5 separate regions of the Homo sapiens genome follow, and all the other regions are linked to region 5. A link is a contact called in ENCODE Hi-C or POLR2A ChIA-PET data. All regions are on one chromosome and are shown on one strand. Each heading gives the region's core, a stretch centred on a gene start or an enhancer-like site at or near the end of the contact. The rest is flanking DNA. Distances are from core to core; before and after follow the strand shown. Region 1 holds the start of MTM1 (myotubularin 1). Region 2 overlaps MAMLD1 (mastermind like domain containing 1). Region 3 has its middle 21 kb from the start of MTM1. Region 4 holds the start of CD99L2 (CD99 molecule like 2). Region 5 holds the start of EOLA2-DT (EOLA2 divergent transcript).

What was found. Hi-C counts contacts between places; a loop is a spot of excess contacts on that map. ChIA-PET counts read pairs that join two places held with the same protein, here RNA polymerase II (POLR2A). Pooled maps may share reads with other maps.
Region 1: a map of CD8-positive, alpha-beta T cell shows a loop between it and region 5 (13-fold over the local background). The contact joins the promoter of MTM1 here to the promoter of EOLA2-DT in region 5. A Hi-C loop is called at or near these places in 3 of 168 maps with a recorded cell type or tissue (CD8-positive, alpha-beta T cell, gastrocnemius medialis and naive thymus-derived CD4-positive, alpha-beta T cell), 1 of 37 single-sample maps with no recorded cell type and 23 of 50 pooled maps. POLR2A ChIA-PET finds 5 or more read pairs at or near these places in 22 of 52 experiments (A549, B cell, CD4-positive, alpha-beta T cell and 17 more).
Region 2: a loop to region 5 is called in a pooled map, with 16 times the contacts of the local background. The contact joins the enhancer-like site here to the promoter of EOLA2-DT in region 5. A Hi-C loop is called at or near these places in 4 of 50 pooled maps. POLR2A ChIA-PET finds 5 or more read pairs at or near these places in 2 of 52 experiments (PC-9 and WTC11).
Region 3: a pooled map shows a loop between it and region 5 (10-fold over the local background). The contact joins the enhancer-like site here to the promoter of EOLA2-DT in region 5. A Hi-C loop is called at or near these places in 8 of 50 pooled maps. POLR2A ChIA-PET finds 5 or more read pairs at or near these places in 5 of 52 experiments (BJ, CD4-positive, alpha-beta T cell, activated B cell and 2 more).
Region 4: a map of HCT116 shows a loop between it and region 5 (19-fold over the local background). The contact joins the promoter of CD99L2 here to the promoter of EOLA2-DT in region 5. A Hi-C loop is called at or near these places in 2 of 168 maps with a recorded cell type or tissue (HCT116 and ascending aorta), 2 of 37 single-sample maps with no recorded cell type and 15 of 50 pooled maps. POLR2A ChIA-PET finds 5 or more read pairs at or near these places in 1 of 52 experiments (Panc1).

What each region holds. Positions count from the first base shown.
Region 1 is chrX:150,567,239-150,569,938 of GRCh38, reverse strand. It overlaps MTM1 (myotubularin 1), which reads right to left and starts at 1,318. Exons shown (of 15, transcript NM_000252.3): 1 at 1,277-1,318. RefSeq lists a silencer at 837-1,516.
Region 2 is chrX:150,507,153-150,509,852 of GRCh38, reverse strand. The region is part of intron 6 of MAMLD1 (mastermind like domain containing 1); the gene reads right to left. Among named protein-coding and RNA genes, the nearest start is that of MTM1, 60 kb to the left of the region's middle. Within about 2 kb of position 1,277, at least 23 of the 41 ENCODE cell types and tissues checked have a DNase peak (open chromatin) inside an H3K27ac peak, as active enhancers do.
Region 3 is chrX:150,546,173-150,548,872 of GRCh38, reverse strand. No RefSeq gene overlaps it. Among named protein-coding and RNA genes, the nearest start is that of MTM1, 21 kb to the left of the region's middle. Within about 2 kb of position 1,277, at least 27 of the 41 ENCODE cell types and tissues checked have a DNase peak (open chromatin) inside an H3K27ac peak, as active enhancers do.
Region 4 is chrX:150,897,333-150,900,032 of GRCh38, reverse strand. It overlaps CD99L2 (CD99 molecule like 2), which reads left to right and starts at 1,365. Exons shown (of 11, transcript NM_031462.4): 1 at 1,365-1,511. The coding sequence starts at 1,445. RefSeq lists a silencer at 1,081-1,690.
Region 5 is chrX:149,937,298-149,939,997 of GRCh38, reverse strand. It overlaps EOLA2-DT (EOLA2 divergent transcript), which reads right to left and starts at 1,450. Exons shown (of 12, transcript NR_027456.1): 1 at 1,212-1,450. It overlaps EOLA2 (endothelium and lymphocyte associated ASCH domain 2), which reads left to right and starts at 1,507. Exons shown (of 5, transcript NM_001013845.2): 1 at 1,507-1,805; 2 at 2,518-2,565. RefSeq lists silencers at 262-321, 602-681, 792-1,061.

The sequences.
Region 1 (2,700 bases), core at 69-2,568, 630 kb before region 5:
TCTGAAAAGTAGATTTGATTTTGTGAAGCAGCCAAAAGCCATTCAGAATCAAATCTGGTGAATACATGATCGTGCCCAATATATATGTTGGATGAAGGCAAACGTGTCTGCAAAGTAACAGGCCTGATTGTCTTATTTGGTTGGTAAACCGATTTTGAAGGAAATTCAAAATGGTTTGCAGTCTAGCAAAATTGCTGGCTCAGTCTCAAGACTCTAAGGTGCTTATTTCACAAGGAATAATACTGAGCTGTGGTAAAAAGAATCCAGACTAGACAGACACCAAGATACCCCCAAAGAGCTGGCTTGTGATATTAGCTTTGCCATTAAGTTGCCCTGAAGCCCGGGACATATTAGTTACCCTCTCTGGGCCTCAGTTCCCCCATCCAGGAAACAAATGAACAATGTAAACTTCAGGATGCCAGTCAATTCTAAAATGCTATAATTTTATTCTTGTGAAGATCTGGTGTATCTGTTTCAAAACCAGTCGCAACCCACTTCGCCTCAAACGATGCGTGCGTCTATAAAGCTCTAATATAATTTTTGCAGCAGATTCACTTCTTACTTGCTTAGGCAAATACTAAAATTAGTTTTCACTTCCTGAGCGCAGCAAAAGACAGTTAAGGGAGGCAACCCGGCCACGGGCGCTTGCTCGTGCCTGTACATACTTCCGACTGCGTATCAGGGAACTAACCGTTCCCTCTAAGATCTTCCCTCAACTGTTGCAAAAGCAGATAAACCTCTCGTGTATGACACAGAAACACTGGCCGAGAGCGGCCATCGAGGCTTCGCGGCCAGTGCCGGGCTGCGGCCGCTCCGCAGGGCCCACCGGGGATGCGACGGACGCCCGCTCCGTGCGGAGGGCCAAGGCGAGGACCAGCCGCGGAGCGTCGCCGGGGAGGCAGGGCGGACGCCCGGCCCACTCACCGCCCCGGGACGGGGAAGCAAAGTCCAGGCAGTGGCTGAGACGTCCGCCCCCAGCTCCACGGCCAGCCAACCCCTACCCCCGTCCCGACCTTCGCCCGCCGCCGGCCGGCCACCTTGGGCGGGGAGAACGGGAGGAAGCCGGAGGTACCTGCCTGCTGCTCCCTGGCCTCAGCCCTGCCCCGCGGGGACAGCGACGGCGCTTGGACGAAACCCCCACCCAACCCTGACGGTGCGGCAAGGCCCCGCGCGACCCGCTGGCCCAAGGAGTCCCAACTTCCTCCTCCCGATCCCCTCACCACGGGTCCCCGCAGTGCCCGGCTCCGAGCCAGGCCAGCCGTGAGCGCGCACCCACCTCGGGCTCCGGGCGCCACCGCCGTTGCCAGGCTGCTCGGCTGCCGGGCCCTGCTCCGCCCCCTCTGGGGTCCGCCCCCCACGGCCTGCCCGCCCCCGGCCACCGCCCGCTGCCCGCCTCCCCGTGCCGGTTGGCGGGACTGCATCACGTGACGGGGCAGGGGGCAGGAAGAGTGCGCCGGGTCGACCTGGGGAGCAGCTCCGAAGGGCGGGGCTCTTCGCCCGAGAGGCTGCTGGGAAGCCCATTTTGAAGGGTCCGACGCATGGAGGCAGCTGGGAATTGTAGTTCGCAATATGGTGCTGGGGATGGGCGGGGCCAAGATGCCAGGGGCCATCCCTGTAAGGGAAGTTGGACTGGGCGCCGGGCGGAGGCGGCTGGGAAGCGTAGTCCCGGGACCCTTGTCTGGGTCTCCCCATTTTTCTTCAGTAAAGGGGAAATCCAGAGGGAAAACTTCTCTATACAAGACTTTAGCGGATGCCACTAAATTGAGCTATTATTGGGTACACAGGGTTGGCTGCGTAAAGTTGAGATAGTATAAGGGAAAAAGAAATTTCACTGACTCTGGGGCAGGATCTGCAATTCACAAACTCAACTAACAGCTGGGGTGTCCCTCAGCTGTGCCAGCACCTTTCCAAGAACGCAATTGAGACTTAGTGAACGGAAACATTTCAGTCCAAAATTCCTTCTACTTGTTGAGGTTTGGGTCAGACAACTATTGATACAGTAAAAAGAAAGGGACAGGAAAAAGAGAAGAAAGGCAAACTTCAAGAAGAGAATTCATTGTGTAATCAAATAAAACAAACAATCTGGGCCGGGCGCGGTGGCTCACGCCTGTAATCCTAGCACTTTGGGAGGCCAACGCAGGCGGATCACCTGAGGTCAGGAGTTCGAGACCAGCCTGGACGACATGGTGAAACCTCGTCTCTACTAAAAATACAAAAATTATCCAGGCGTGGTGGCAGGTGTCTGTAATACCAGCTGCTCGGGAAGCTGAGGCAAGAGAATCGCTTGAACCCGGGAGGGAGAGGTTGCAGTGAGCTGAGATGGCACCACTGCACTCCAGCCTGTGTGACAAAGCGAGACTGCGTGTCAAAAAAATTAAAAAAAGAAAAGACAACCTGGCACATAGAAAAATGAGCATAATATTCTTTGTACTGCATAATACTTATACGCGAGCAGTTCGAGTAAATAGGATGACTTTATCATGACCTGTTTTTTTTCTCTTGTATGTGTTAGTTCTCCAGCATCTAAAAACAGCATTTTACCTGATACCAGTGTATATGTGTACGTGTGTTTCTACATAGTCACACACATATACACATATATTCATATATCATTTATATATGCATATATATATGCTTTATTGAAGAGTCTAGACTTCTTAGAAGAGTAACAAAGCCATCCAGAATCCAACCCAACCCACT
Region 2 (2,700 bases), core at 28-2,527, 570 kb before region 5:
GAATAAACACACCAGCATACACTCGCATGCATGCCCCACCCTCTCGAGCAAAATTCCACAGGTATAAATAAAGTAAGATTCTGCACCTGGGTTAAAAACACAACTGCAACAGCATAGAATGGGGCAGGAGAGACAGAACTTAATAGCAAGAGCACACAGAAAAAAGTTTTAGGCATTTTGGATGTCCATCTGCTCAGGATGGGTCAGCAGTGAGATGCGGTCACCAAAAGAACAAATGTAACATTAGGCTGCATTAATAGAAGCAGAGTATGTAGAAGGAGGGAGGTGACAGTCCTATGCTAACTCTGCCTTGGCCAGACTATACCCACAGGAGTCTGGGCATGCCAGTCTCAGGGAGACCCAGACAGACTGGCTGCATTCAGAGGATGGTAAGTAATGAGAGTGGGGATTGGACTTCAAACTACCCAGACAAAGAATGGCTGAGCAAGCCAAGGATGCTGTGGCTGGGGCAGAGCAGACTGTGGGCTATGTAGTGGTGGATACCTAGCCTCTGCAGGGCTGTCATAGGGAAAGGACATTGAGAAGAGGACTGAGGCTTGTTCCTGGTGGTCCTGGCATGAACGGCCAGATGATCACATGGTCAGGTGGACACAGTCTCCAACACTGGGAGTAGCCAAACACTTACTGCCAACCTCCCGCCCTTCTCCTGACTAGTTGCAGCATAGGCAATTGGGAGGAGCTTCCTGTCTCCATCTGAAAGCTGGCTGGGTGGGCAGGGGGAGGAGCGAGCCAAGTTTCAAGGCCGCAGTTTCAGCACTCAGTCTGGGATCGGCTCAAGGAGCAAAGGGGAAGAACATAGCCAGGAGGGAATAACATGAAGGCCCCCAGACCCAGAAAAGGCATGACTTGCTCTGAGACCCTCAGCCAGTTGGTGTCAGGTTGTGACTCGGATCCAGGTCTGACTCCCAGTCCAGTGCTTGAAGCCTCACCCCACACAGTGAGGGGAGCCCGGCCATCTCTGCTCAACTGCTGCCATCTCTCTCCCCTTCTCAACCACCAAGGCAGCTCTGTCTGGGAGCACAAGCTCCAAGTCCACTTTCTGGTCTGTGTCCCCCCGAAGATGCCAGAGGACTTGCCTCTACAACACGGGCTGCCCGTGCAGTGCCTGCTTTTCCAGCAAAGGGCTTCTGGGAACCCTTCTCTGCACTCAGTGGGGCTGGTGGGAGTGGGGCGGGGTAGCGACCCAGTGCTTGGGACTGTGCCCGGCTCTCAGGCCTGGCAGCAGTTCCTGGCCTTGGTTCCTGCCAAGGCAGAGAGGACAAACACATGGCACCGGGAAGACTACACCAGAAGCGATTCCACCAGACTGGGGTTTGCTTTTCTATCCCGCCCTTAGCCTGCTTCCTGTCCTGGTCCCTGCCTCCCCCTCCACTGGAGCTGCCGTGTGGGCAGTGAGGGGCTGTTTCTCAGCTGCCCTATGGAGCTGCCCTCTCCCTGCCAAAGCATTGGCAAGGCGGCAAGGGGTGGGGGTGGGGATGGGGGGTGGGATCTGCCTTCTCAAGCTCTCATTATACTGAGCACGTCTCACCCATTATTTTATGTCATCTAGCAACACCCCATGTGGACACTGAGGAGCATGGGGGTCACATGACCACTGCCCAAGGCCACACCATCCGGATCTGCCTGAGATGGTCAGGGTTGGCAGCCATTTCTGAAGGCAGTCCTTTCGCTTTGGCTCTTCTTGTACCAGTCTCAGGACATCAGGGCAGAAGATCTACAGTCCCCAGCTTACTGATGTGACAGCAGAGGCTCAGAGAGGTTAAATGACTTGCCCAAGGTGACACGGCTAAGAAGTACAGTATCTCCTAACTGCAGACCAGGTGCTTCCGCTGCTTCTGGGGACAGATTCCTGCGTGGCTGGCTAGGTCTAAACGGTCCTTAACTCCATCCCCACCGGTTGCTGCATTAGTTTCATCAAATAACACAGTTGTACAGAGGTAGGGGTTCAGGGGCAGGGGCAGATGGAGGCTGGAGAGTGTGACTAAGGAAACAGCAGGGGAAGTGCGGTAAAGTCCGAAGGGAGGGACGGAAAGAGAAAGCCAAGCCCAGGGGCGTGCCAGACAAAAGGAAAGGCCACGCCGGGGCAGGGCAGGCTTCAGCGGGTGCTGGGGCGTCTTCATCCCGGGAAGCACACATTCCAGAGGACCCCGGAGTCTAATGGAAAAGCTGGCCAGCCTATCACTATGGAAACTGCCAAGGCCACACAGCGCTGCTGACACCCAGCCTGGGTGCCGGTGGCCAGCTCTGCAGGATCTTCAAGTCTGGGGTGCCACCAGCAAGCGACGGTCCTCCATGGTCTCTTCACCTTACGGCAGTGTCCAGAGGCACCGCCAGTCCTCTGCTCCTATGCTGGTCCTGCTGTCCCTGGCCAAAGGAGCCAGAGCATTCTCTCCAGGCCTCCCGAGGAGGCTGCTTCCTTTGTTTTGCAGATGGAGGCTCCCATCCTTTGTTCTGAATCAATGTGCTCCAAAGATAAGCCCCAAGAAAACAGTTGTTGCCTTTTGACACTGACAATTAGAATCGTTGGAAAATGGAGAAAACAGGAAATGACAAATGGTTTCAGTGACCAGGAGGAAACCGTGCCTGAAAGTTGCTGCTTAGTGACTGGGACACTCGCTTTCTGCTCTCTTATGAAGGACAGCCTAGGCCGTGTGGCCTTTTATAAACAAAGCTATGAAG
Region 3 (2,700 bases), core at 28-2,527, 610 kb before region 5:
CCACCAGCCTAGGCTGGAGACATGATACCAACCGTGGTGTCAGAAAACAAGTTTGAGCTTTCCTACCCTTCTCAGTAAGTGGCTCTGCTCTTGCTCTCTGCAGAACACCCAGCCATGCTCAGACTGCATTGTCCTCTGTGCCCAGAGTAATACCTTAGGCACAGCCCTTACTAGCTTCCAGTATAATTATAGGGTTTCACATCTACTGGGCTTTGAGCTTCTTGAGGGCTAGGACTGGTGCTGATGGATCTCCTCTCTCCTCTCCTTACAGTGCCCAGCAGAATTCAGGACCCAGGGTGGGGAGAGCTCAGAAATGACTTGGTGAGAGAACACTTGCATGAATGAATGAATGAATGAATGCCCCTGATTGCATCTAAGGGGCGGTCTTGTGAAAGGCCACACCTGGGATGTCTGGCTTTATCCTCTAGAATGGTGGGTCTCTAAGGGCAGGGATCTTACCTGTTTTGTTCCCTGCTCCGTCTCTAGCACCTAACACCTTGCTGATACCCAGTAGGTGCTCAGTAAACACATATTGCATGAATCAGCAGCTGTGTTCACAGTTGACTGGGCCGATCCGTCTATCAACCTGTTTCCTAGCTTGGCTCTCTTTCCCCACCTCCATTAACAGTTCAGAGATGGCGGCTCCTCCTCTTCCACAGAGGCATTAGGCTGAGTGGACAGTGACTAAGGGCAGGGAGGACAGCAGGTCTCACTCTCTGTCGAAGGAGACTTCAAGGCTGGCTGAGGGAAAGGAAAAAGAAGGCTCACTTAGAAGGGAAGCGTGCAGTGAGCAAGGCCAGGTCGTGCCAGGCAGGAAAGGGGCAATTGGAAGGGCAGACACGGGTGCTGGGGAAGTGGCCGAAGCCCAGGCCGGCTTTTCTGAGTCCGAGTCGTAAAGCGGAGAAGACTCGCACCAGAGCAGGCGGCTGGACGGCGGCGATTTGCAAGACCGGGCACAGCAGCGGCTCTGTAGCCGGCTGGGACCGGCGGCCGCGCACGTGACCGGCCGGGCCAATGGAGAGGCAGCGAGGTCCGCGGTCAAGGGCACCGAGTGGTGCGGAGACTCGCGCGCGGTCGGAACAGGCCGAGGGCTTAGGGGACCTCTGCCAACCCTCGGGTGTGGAGGAAGGGGCGTGGGGGCTGCCGAGCGAAGCACCCGGGCCCTGCCCCGCTACTGGAGCCTGCCTGGCACAAACTCCAGCCTGGGAGGGCCAGAGCTTTCCGTTGGCCGCTGCGTGGGTGGGACCCGGGAGGGTGGTGACTGCCAGTAACTCGGCTGGGGCTCCCCATCGAGCCAAGTCCGGAGGGAACAGGACACTCCCTCAGAAGCTGGCCTGCCCAGGGGAATTCTGGGATGGGAACCTGCTACCCTCAGGTTGCCACCGGCCAAGGCCCTGCATGCGCTCTCTTTTGCTGACAAGCCATAAGCTCCAAAGCCCACCCTCGCGTTGTGCTGGGGGAGGGGCAGCTTCTGAGAACCGCGTCTGCCCTGTTCCGCATCCCTAGAGCCCGAAAGAGTGGCGGGAGGGGTAGGGATGGTTAGTGAGGGGGCCCCAATACCGTTCGCTATCAATACAGGGTTCATCAACCCCACACTCACCCCATGCCCAGCATAGGACCTGGCAGCTAGCAGGTGCTTAGGAAGTGCTTGTTGCTGAAGAAACAAATGGATGAATGAATGAAATCTGGCAGTTGTGGCTGGGGGTGAAGACTTGCTTCTTGGGTGACACTTCCTAACTGTGATGTCTCCATCTGAGGAGCTGTGACAATTCTCCAGGGCAGGGCCATGCGAGAGGAAGCTGTTGTCTTCCGCTGCCAAGCGTAGCTGGGGCTCAAGCCAAATAACGACAGTGCCCACTTTGGGAGGATGTCATAAGTTTGAACAACGTAGTAAAACAAACCTCCTTTTTGTCCCAAAGTCCACTCCTTCACACCTCGCTGCCTTAGAGGGCCTCCAGCTCTGCAGAGCCAGCTGTGCATGCCTCCGCCTTTAAGAAGCCTCCCGCCCCCTTCCACCAAACACGAGGGACCCCTCCTTCCCCAGGGTTATCCCCAGCACATTCACTGTGTTGTGGTTCCACCCTCTGAGCACTTCCTGTCTCCTTGAGTCTGAGAAACCTCAGTTGAAATCTACCTCCCTTTTCCTAGCTTGTTTCTGAGCCTCTTTATCTGCATTTATAAAACAGGATGATCATAATAGCACTAGGATTATTATGAGGCCTGAACACAAGGACTCCTGTAAAGTGTCTGGCACAGAAGCAGTCCTTGGCAAATAGCAGTTTTTGAGCTCCTGGAGGATAGGGGCAGTGCCTTCTTTGCTTACCACCATCTCTCTCTCTCTCTCCCTCTCTCTCTCTCTCTCTCTCTCTCACACCAAGCAGACAGCCTGGTGTGCAGTAGGTGCTCCACAAAAATGTGTTGGGTGCAGACCGCTTGAAGCCAGGACTTTGAGACCAGCCTGGCCAACATGGCAAAACACCATCTCTACCAAAAATACAAAAAGTAGCAGGGCACAGTGGCTCCCGCCTGTAGTCCCAGCTACTCAGGATGCTGAGGCAGGAGAATGGCTTGAACCTGGGAGGCCGAAGTTGCAGTGATCCGAGATCATGCCCCTGCACTCCAGCCTGAGCGACAGAGCAGGACTTGGTCACACACACACACACAAAAGTGTTGTGTGAGCTATTGCTGCACTGTCTTGCT
Region 4 (2,700 bases), core at 116-2,615, 960 kb before region 5:
TACCAGCTATTTCTGTTAATTCTACAGCTAGAATGGAATAATGTTCCATTCATAGAGTAATTAATGCCCTGAGCCTGGGAAGATCCACTCCTCATATGCTGTTTTGTTTCTGCAGCCCTAAGATTCAGGGCAATGGATGTAAGCCACACGGGAGATTTCGGCTCCATCTCAGGGAGACCCCACACCCCACTGTTCCTTAGGGGTTGGTGGGAGCCACTGAGGGGGGTGCCTATGGCAGCGAGGGCTGGGTTGGGGGCACAGGAAAGCTGCCGAATGGATATTGAGGGGAGGTGGTAGTAGCCGCCCTCTAAGGAGGATGTGGCCCTGGGCAGCCGGTGCCGCATAATGGCAGGGACAGGCTCACGCTACCACTCCGGAGAGCAGTAGCGCTTCCTCTTTGTCTTCGAGAGCCGGTTGCAGCTGGGGCTCTTCTAGGGAGCGTTCCCATCAACTGCTGCAGCGGGCATTTTGCTGGTCGGCACAGTATCGTATCGGAATCTGATTTCTTCGGGTCTGGGAGACGGACTCCGTTTGCGGGGGTTCATGGGAAAGGACTGCAGCGCGTTTGTCGGTCATTAAGCACGTTTTTGAGATCGACTCTGCAGATATGAACTTGCACTTTCAGCGCATTCATCAAAGCCTCGGGAGAGCTGACCCAGTCCCTACCCCCAGTCTCCCGAGCCCGCGGCGCTTCGGCTCCGGGACGCCCCCATCCTCCCCTGTCGCCCACCCGGGCGCCCCCGGCCTCGTTTTCTCGAGACGTGTCACTGCTTGTTGACCGCAGCCAGTCACGAAAACGGTCCTTTTCTTCAGTCTCCGGCCAGGGTTTCACTCCTGCAGGGAACAGCGGGTGGGGACAGAGTGCGGGGCTCCGTGCTGGACGGTGTCTGGAGGGGCCCCAAGGGAACAACCCTTCACCGGGAGAACACCAAGGCCAGAAGGGGAAGAGCCCTTCTCAAGGTCACCCGGGAGGAAATCGGCGCCCACCGGCGCTGCCGCCTCCCGCTCCCCGGCACTGGTGACTCACTGCTCCAGGTCCGCGGGGCCACCTCCGAGACTTCGGTCTCGAGGACCGAGGTGGGACAGGGTCTGCGGACCGCGCGCTGCCGCTGGACCCAGCCCAACCCAACCCAGGCCTCCCCACCCACCGGGTGCCCGCAGGCCACGCCCCTCGCCCGGAGCCCCGCCTCCAGAACGCGGCCCCGCCCCCGATACTGCAGCCTCGCCCCGCCCCCCGGCCTAACCCCAGCCCAGGCGCCCTCAGGCGCCGGCTCTCTAGCGCGCCCGACCTCCATCTTCCCGGGGCCGCGCCGCGCGCGCGCGCGGGCTTTGGGCGGGACCCTGCAGAGGCGGCGGGGCTCCTCCTCCCGCTCCTCCTCGGCCTCCCCTTCGGGCGCTCTCGCGCTAACTGTGCTCCTCCGGGGCCCTCCGCCTGCTCCCAGCCATGGTGGCCTGGCGCTCGGCGTTCCTTGTCTGCCTCGCTTTCTCCTTGGCCACCCTGGTCCAGCGAGGTAAGGCGGGCGGGGGGCGCGCGGGGACCGCGCGGGGACCCCGCCTTGTGGGCCCAGGGGTCGCTCTGCGCATGAGCGGCACGGTCCCCGCCTCTCGGGCCTGCGGTGGCTGCCACCGGCCGGCCCGGCTGTGCGAGGCGGAGCGGCGGGGGTCCGAGCCCCGGGCCCGTGGGGGTTGACTCCGCCGCGGTCGGAGTAGCCGGAGAGGAGGGGTGGGTCCCCTCCTGACGCTGGGCTGGAAACAGCGGGATGGGCCCCCTAAAATCCTGAACGAGCAGGTGTACCACTGGTGACAACAGCTGTCCCCAAGAGTTTACCTTTGAGAAAACCTTGAAGAGAGCAGTCATTTTCGAAATTTGCTGCGAGGCCACCGACAGCAGAAGCACCTGGGGAACTTCCTAGGTGGATTCCTAGCCCCTTTCATCGGGATCACAGCGGGCATGGGCTGTGGGGGGGGGGGGGGGGGGTCAGCGAGGCGTAGGTCTAACCAGCTCTCTAGGTGCTTCTGCCGTCCGCTTCAGTTTTTGAGACTTTGGTCATGTTTTGCCAAGGAGCAGGAGAGAGAAATCCCGCTGAATCAAGGAAGCACGTTTCTTAGACCCTCTGCTACTCAAAATGTGGTCCAGGGCCCAGCCGCATAGGCATCACCTGGGAGCTTGTAAGAACTGCAGCATCTCACGCCCCGCCCCCGACCTACTGAGTCTGATTCTGCATTTCAACTAGATCCGCGGGTGATTCTCTGGCACATTCAAGTTTGAGAAGCATCTTAGTAGAATAAATGCAGTCTGTGGTTAAAAATAGGGTCTTAAACATGTACCAACAGAATCTTCTTACACTTATTTATATCCTATGTCCCCATCAGAAAAAGGGATTAAGGGAAACACTGTAATTGAACGTGAATTATGCTCCAAGCTTCCTGACAATAGAAGCGAACCCAGCTGGTGGAAAATATGTGAGCTCAGGAAACACACACACACACACACACACACACACACTTTGTCCTAGTACTGAGTTCTAGTAAGATTTATGTCACATAAAGGAACACTGGAAAACAGTGGATGGTACTAGCCAAGCCACTTTTGCAAAAGATGCAGAAATGTTTTTCATGTGGGCAACCCACCTGGAGTTGATTCACGAAGAGCCATTTAACATTCTGCAGAGGTGCCAGGCTCTGTTCTAGGAACTGATG
Region 5 (2,700 bases), core at 201-2,700:
CCCGGCTTTCCCTCAGCTCCACCCTGCAGCTGAGCTGTGCACCAGGCCCTCCCACAGAGCTTTCTCGTGATTCCACCCTACACCTCCCCAAGCCGCCGCTCCCCTAAGCTGGTTCTCAGGAGTCCGCGGAGTCCTCCCGCAGCTGTTCCTCGCTCAATTGCCCACTGCCCCGGCCTGCTCCTCACACCACTGATGGCAAAGCCCCGACCCCAGACCCTCCCCAGTGGTTTCTCTCGGCCCGGCCCTACCCCGCCCCTCCAACGCCTGCTTCCAAGGCCCCGCCCCCAGCCCATCCTCAGCGGTTTCTCTCAGCTCCGCCCCGCCCCAGCCCCACCCGGCTCCTCCTGCGGCTGGTTAAAAGGCCCCGCCCCCAGCCGCTCCCCAATGGCTTCGCTCAGACCCGCCCTGCCCCGAACCCCCCCCTGCTTCTCCCGCGGCTGCCTCCGAAGCCCCGCCCCGCGCCGAGCCCCGCCTCTCCCCATCTCCTCCCTGTTTCTCCCGCGGGTGCTTCCAAAGCCCCGCCCCCAGCACCCCCCTCAGCGGTCTCTCTCAGCCCGATCCAACCCTTTTCTGAGCCCCGCCCTGTTTCTCCTGTGGCTGCGTGCAAACCCCACCCCCCAGCCCCACCCCAGAGGTTCCCCTCGGCCCTGCCCCGCCCCCCCAGCCCCGCTTCTCCAAAGGCTGTTTTCAAAGCCCCGCCCCCGAGCCCCTCCCCGGCGGTTCCCTCAGCCCCGCCCCACCCCTCCCCGAGCCCCAGCCCCCCCCGAACCCCGCCCCGCCCCACTCCTCCCCCAGCCCTGCCCTGCTTCTCCAGCACCAGCTTCCAAAGCCCCGCCCCCAACCCCTCCCCACTGGTTTCTTTCAGCCCCACCTTCCTCCTCTCACCAGCCCCCTCCCTCCCCGCGCTGGTTCTCAGGAGTCCGCGAGCTCCTCCTGCAGCCTCTCCTCGCCCAGATCGCCCATAGCCCCGCCCCCAATGGTTTCTCTCAGCCCCGCCCCACCCCCTCGAGTCCCCGCCCCATCCCAAGTCCCCGCCCCATCCCCTCAAGTCCCCGCCCCACTCTCAACCCCGCCCCAGCGGTTTCCTCACTCCCGCCCTTCCCCTCCCCCAGCTCCGCCCTCCTCCTCTCAGCCCCGCCCCCATCCCCTCCCCATTGGTTTCTCCCAGTTCCTTCCTGCTGGTCTCGCAGCTCTGGGCTTAAAAATCCTGCCTGGTGGTCTCGTCCCGCCCCTCCTCTTCCTCCCTCCGGTTCCTTTTCCTCCTTCCGGTTCTTGGTCTAGGCTGCCTGTCTCGAGCTCCCCGGCCTTGTCCTGGTTGGCTGGCGCGGGACAGGATCCGGTAAACTGAACAGCGTCTCCTTGTGGCAAGTGCGTGCGTACGTGCGTGGCGACGTCACTGCGTGGCTTCGTGAATACGTGGCTTCCTAGCGATTTGGCGGTGTATAGGCGTGGCTGAATACGGGCCTCCTGCGTACGTGCGTGGTGTACGTACGTGCGTGATTACGCGCACACGTACGTTCCTCATGAAAGGGACGACGGGAGCTGCATGAAAGCCGAAGTTATGGACCGCTAGCATCTGTCACTGGCCACCGGTTTCCGGGAGTAAGCGGCAGCTACCTTACAGCCCTGACACGAGCCGGGTGCTCTCTCTTCTCACCGCGGCCCACGTCTCCTCGCTGGCTCCGGTGGCCTCGCTGGGTCGCGAGGAGGCGGAGGACTGTACTCTGAGGCCAAAAGCCAGAGTCGGCCCTGAACGCCCACGACTCTCAGGGTCCAGAGGCCGTGAGACCGGCCGCGGCTGAAAGGTACCAGGGCCCCTGATGCCGGAGCCCGTGTGCTCGGCCCTCTTGCAGACGGTACTTGCGGGCTGGGGTTTCTTTCCCCTGGGTTTCGGGCAGAGAACCCGTGCGGGGCGCGCCCGAAGCGCCCTTTGGTGTCCCTTGCTCTCCCCATGGTCTCGGCCCCCCTCCTTCTAAGCGCGTGTACCCGCGACCTGCGTCTGCAAGTGCTGCTCCACACACAGCGGCCCCATCTCGGCCCGGTCTTCCCTGCCTCCCGCTTGGCCCCTGTGCTGTAAGCTCGCCTGGACCCCAGGCCGGGCGGTGCATAGCTCTGTGGCCTGTGGCCCCGTGCTCAGCATGACCTAACCAGAATTAAGCAGTGGACAATGGGATTTAGGCCCCCCAAACCCTCGTCCGATGACAATGGGAGGGGAAGTGTGATTTTTCTCCCCTCGGATGGAGCGTGCTCAGCTGTAGGAATGTGACTCAACTTGCTGAAATGATTTTCTGCTCTGCGGACTGGTGCACCCTGTGACCCAGACAGATGTGGAGGGTCCCACCGCTCTGATTAGCAGAACCAAACCGTGAGTGAGGTGCACATGTGTTACTCTTAGGACCGGCCCTCCCAGCTCTTGGTTTCCAATGCCTGCTGAGTAGAAGACCTTCCTAGGGCCATTAACCAGCTTTGCTGACTTGCATTTAATGACCTTTCCTCTTTATCTTCCTTGTTGTGCAGGTAAAGAAACCAAGTGGAAGAGTGTTTCCTCCTCTGGCCGTAAAGCAGGTACTCTCTGCAGCACCAGGTAGGAGGGGACTCAACCCCCTTCTTGCCTTTTCAGTTACATCAGTTCCTACTAGGGATTCCACACACACACAGTTGTTGTGATTTTGTGGTGATGACGAGAAAAGGGTTGGCTAA